Regions from separate parts of the Homo sapiens genome. Here region 1 is linked to region 2. Evidence: read pairs that join two places in POLR2A ChIA-PET (ENCODE). Cell type or tissue: GM12878. All regions are shown on one strand.

The links. Peaks named below come from ENCODE experiments on the same cell type or tissue, not always from the same donor. Only the 100,000 strongest peaks of a DNase experiment are listed, where the experiment ranks them.
Region 1: POLR2A ChIA-PET joins it to region 2 with 5 read pairs; 2 of 35 experiments call an interaction of 5 or more read pairs at or near these places.

The regions. Positions count from the first base shown.
Region 1 is chr11:67,212,311-67,214,810 of GRCh38, reverse strand. The region is part of intron 6 of KDM2A (lysine demethylase 2A); the gene reads right to left. Among named protein-coding and RNA genes, the nearest start is that of GRK2, 53 kb to the left of the region's middle. In GM12878, no CTCF peak of the experiment used is centred here; a DNase peak (open chromatin) is centred at 1,470; H3K27ac peaks cover 1,426 bases.
Region 2 is chr11:67,270,746-67,273,245 of GRCh38, reverse strand. All of the region lies in intron 1 of GRK2 (G protein-coupled receptor kinase 2), which reads right to left. Among named protein-coding and RNA genes, the nearest start is that of GRK2, 5.5 kb to the right of the region's middle. RefSeq lists enhancers at 266-1,230, 1,568-1,707, 1,231-2,195. In GM12878, no CTCF peak of the experiment used is centred here; DNase peaks (open chromatin) are centred at 760 and 1,307; H3K4me3 peaks cover 2,500 bases; H3K27ac peaks cover 2,500 bases.

The DNA of each region.
Region 1 (2,500 bases), 58 kb after region 2:
CTATATAAGGCCCTCAAACTCATCTATAAAACTAAGATAGACCAGGCACAGTGGCTCACACCTGCAATCCCAGAGCTTTGGAAGGCCAAGGTGGGAAGATCACTTGAACCCAGGAGTTTAAGACCAGCCTGGGCAACACAGTGAGAACCCATCTCTTCAAAATAAAAAAATAGTTGGGATCAGTGGCTCACACCTGTAATCCCCAACACTTTGGGAGGCCAAGGCAGGCGGATCACCTGAGGTCGGAAGTTCAAGACCAGCCTGACCAACATGGAGAAATCCCGTCTCTACTAAAAATACAAAATTAGGCCCAGTGCAGTGGCTCACGCCTGTAATCCCAGCACTTTGGGAGGCCGAGGCAGGTGGATCACGAGGTCAGGAGATCGAGACCATCTTGGCTAACATGGTGAAACCCCATCTCTACTAAAAATACAAAAAATTAGCCAGGCGTGGTGGCGGGCGCCCGTAGTCCCAGCTACTCGGGAGGCTGAGGCAGGAGAATGGCATGAACCCGGGAGGCGGAGCTTGCAGTGAGCCGAGATTGCGCCACTGCACTCCAGCCTGGGTAACAGAGCAAGACTCCGTCTCAAAAAAAAAAAAAAATTAGCTGCGCATGGTGGCGCATGCCTGTAATCCCAGCTACTTGGGAGGCTGAGGCAGGAGAATCGCTTGAACCCAGGAGGTGGAGGTTCTGGTGAGCCGAGATGGTGCCACTGCACTCCAGCCTGGGAAACAAGAGCGAAACGCCGTCTCAAAAAATAAATAAAATAAAATAAAAAAAACAGCCAGGCGTTGTGGCATGTGCCTATAGTCCTAGCTACTTGTGAGGCTAAGATGGGAGGTTTGCTTAAACCCAGGAGGTTGAGGCTGCAGTAAGCTACGATCACCACTGCACTCCAGCTTGGGCAACAGGGCAAGACTGTCTCAATAAAAAACCCAAAAACACAAAAAAACTAAGATAACTACTTCAAAGATACGTTGTAAGGATTAAATGTAAACACTTTTAAAATCTGAAATAATGTGAGAATACAGAAATCTTTTTTTTTTTTTTTTTTGAGACGGTCTGCTCTGTCACCCAGGCTATAATGTTGTGGTGCGATCTCAGCTCACTGCAACCTCCGCCTCCCAGGTTCAAGCAATTCTCCTGCCTCAGCCTCTTGAGTAGCTGGGATTACAGGCACCCGCCACCGCACCTAACTAATTTTTGTATTTTTTAGTAGAGACAGGGTTTCACCATCTTGGCCAGGCTGGTCTCGAACTTCTGATCTCAGGCAATCCACCAGCCTCAGCCCCACAAAGTGCTGGGATTACAGCATGAGCTACCATGCCCGGCCAGGAATCTTTTAAATAATACTGGCTGAAAAAAAAGAGAAGTGAAAGCAATACGCAACATTTTACACTAAATTATAACATTTCCTGTGCCTTCAAGTGTCTACACTCAACCAATGAACTCCAGGTAGGTAAAACTCGAGAGCCAAACCACCATGAATTCAGCACAGTGCTGATGTGGTAAATATCTAACTTATGGTTATAAAAAACATGTATCTGGTAAGCTTTGTAACAACATCTACGTATTTGATCACTTACTTCCCTTATAATGTGAATGGAGACAAATGCATAAAGTTGTGCATGATATGAAGCAGTTGTCTAGAGGATACCCAGATGTTAACTGTGGGAGAGTGTTTAGAAAGCATCACCACTGACATGGAAGAAACAAACAAGATGAGGAGCAACGGTTAAGGTTAACCTGCTGTTCCATTTCAAAGAATTTCTGCTCAGGGAGCCAACAATTTTAACCAAGCATCCGCCGGTCCCAGAACATTGAATAAGCCCTGGATGCCTTTCTTTCCTTCAAATAAAATTTACTGTTTCTTAATGTAGTAGCCACCATCTCCCATCCCCGTGTGTTGTCCATGGGAATGCCTTTAACAGAATAATGAATAAAGTACTTGCTTAATACGCTGTAAGCTCCCATGTCTGAATAGGGAGAGGAACGGTTCAGAACATATGAGTATTTTTTTTTTTTTTACCACGCATTCATTCACAGAAAGCAGAATTTCTTAATTGCAGCAAGAAAGTCAGTCATTTTTGCCTGCCTTTCTTTGGTATTATTAGGTATCTTCAGACTACAGAGAGAATTTGTGGTAACATGTTCGTGCTTTTCTTCTTAGGTTAATCTTTAGCCTTGGGATAGATCCTTTGCTAAATACTCTGATCCCAGTTATAATCTGTTCTGCAACAAAACTAGGGCCAAACTGGTAAGAAGTCCAATATCATGAACCTAGTCTATTCATAAACAACTCATAGCCTTCCATGAACTTATTTCCCCATCACCAAACAAATGTGTATTATTTGTGCCATTTTAAAATCTACCTCTCAGTTATTGCTGGAATGGCAGCACTAAATAATCTCTTCTCACCATAGAACTCTACTTTATGCTAGCTCCTATAACAGGCATGTAAAAGTTGCCCTTCTTACCTCCCGGAACCTACTTTTACAA
Region 2 (2,500 bases):
TCAGAGTTGCCTTTGCTCTGGCCGTTGGACGGGTGCCTGGGTTCCAAGTGGCCCTCACCACCTGGTCACAAACTTGAAATGTCCAGTTTCCCCAGCTGTAAAATGAGGATGTCAATGAGATGCTGAATCGCCACCGTCACACTGGCCATTTACAAAGCCTGGGTGGACACGGCAGAAGGAGGGCTTCTAATATGCCAGGCTGGCCATGCTGCCCGCCGTGCCCCGCCTGCTGGGCCATGGGAGAGAGCCGCCAGAGCCCCATTTCTCAGTGCCCCACGGCTCACCGACAGTCCATGCTAGAATCACACAGTAACTGGTCTTGCTCAAGCCTCTGCTCCACATTTGCCGTGTCCTCGGAGAGGATGGGGCCTTGGAGGATGGGGCCTGTGGCCAGGGCTGAGCCGAGCAGGGTGGGACTCCTCTGCTCACAGACCAGCTTCAGGCACTGCATTGCTCTACTGCGGGCCCAGTGGGTAGAGCCCGTGGCTTGCCCTGCCAAAGTATCAAGGGCTCCTTGGCACAGAGGTACTTGGTGCCCACCCAGCTTTGGGAAGGAGCAGTCAGTCCCACCTTGGCACCCCTGCAGTTACAGCGGCCTGCACCAGCTCCTACTGCTCCCGGAGCAGGCTCAGCCCAAGACAGTGAGCAGCTGCAGCACTGAGCACTGGGTGACAGGGAAGGAGTGGGTGCTGAGGGAGCACTTCCGGTCCCTTCTGGCACCTCATGGTTCAGAAGAAATGCAAAGTCCAGGCCATCCTCTGTGGCCTGGGCTCTCTTAGGTGTCTCCTGCTCGGGGTCAGAGGCTGTAGCTGTGTGGACAGGAGGGGGTGACAAGTCAGAGACAAACACACTCTTGCTGATGGCAAGGAAGCTGGCTGGGCCACGTGCTCCGAGGCCCACAATGAGTTCGTGGCAAAGAAAATGTCCAAAGGCTCCCTGAGAAACGGCCTCCACTAGAGCACCCTCCATCCCCCCCTTGACCTCTGTGGAAGAGCTGGGTGCAGGGCTCAGAGGACCCTGACTTGTGCCCAGCCTCTGGCCTGGCTGCCCTCCCGTCCCTGACCAGGAGCTGTAGGAGACGAGCAGCCCCCTTCCCTGGAACCCAGGATGGGAGGCAGCCTTGGCTGGCAGCTGGCAGCCAGGGGCCATGCTTCCTGTGCCCCTCATGTGACAGTGATGCTAAAGCTTTGCCACGCCAGGACGGTGCAAGCTGGCATGAAGGCTACAGGCCTGGCAGGTCTGGTGCGGCCACTCTGGGAACCGTCCCCTGGGAGATGAGCGAGCATTCACCAACCAGTGCAGCAGGGCCTGTGGCTGTGGCCGAGGTGCTCCCTGTGGCATTTCCAGGAAACCAGACACCAAGGTGCCAGCAGCAGAAGGAAGTCCCCTGGGGCTTCTTAATGTTTCTCAATGACTCTCCCTGGGGCGAACAAGGACGGGGCCACAGATCAAATAGGAAAGGCCAGCCCAAACCGGCAGGTCCAAGGTAAGCCCTGAGCAGGGGAGAGAAAAAGCCAGCTGGCCCCGCACACACAGCCAGGGTCTGCAGCAGCCTGGGCTCCGGAACGTCGTGTCGGCCACAAAGCAGCTCCCTTGCGGGGATGCTCAGGAAGAGGCACTCTGGCGGCCTTGTCAAATGTCACGGCTTCTTCACAAATATGACATGAGCACCCACACCCTGCAATTTACTGCTGACATGGAGACCGTAATCTGCATTACGCTAGAATGCACCAAGAACAAACTTCCAGAATTCCATGCCCTGTGGTTTCCAGGAGGGGGTTATCCCCCATCCCAAACACGAAATGGCTCTAGAGTCAGAAAATTGCCCCCACCTGGGAACAGAGCTGCCAACATGTTAATACCAGAAAACCCACTTCTGCCAGCATAGACGCGTCCTTTTGCAGTAAACAGCAAAGCAGAGAAGGGATATTACTGTTTTAGAAAAAAGCTGCAGTCAAACACCTCATTTTTAGTATCTCAGTTGCAGCAGAGTAGAAATAACGTGAATATAGCTCCATCCAGCAGTGGAAACTGACCCATGGGGAGCCGGCGGGGAGTAGGGAAGGGGCCCAGGAAGAAGGGGCAGGTGTGAGGGAGGCTGTGCATCCTCAAGGGCTACACTGTGCTTTTGGTTCCCACTGTGTGTTCCGAGGCAAGAGCATACCCTGAAAGCAACAGCCAAGCGCGTGGAGCCCAAACCCACCAGCCTGAGCACTCAGTCCCTCTGCCAAGCCCACCTGGGTGCAACCTAGGCACGGGGAGGAAACACTGGCTGCGGAGCGCTCCTGTACCTGACGTCACCGGGAACTTACTACTAGGAATTGATTGTGCATTAATAGGACACCTCATTCTGGGTTAACAGCCCAGGTTCCCCTGCACAGATTCCAACCTGCATTGCTCACACTCCCTTCAAATCCATTTACCCAGGTAACGGCAGGCGGGCGACTTAATGGCAAATAAGTGAAACGCATGCTCTGGAAAGGAAAACAGACGGGAAAGA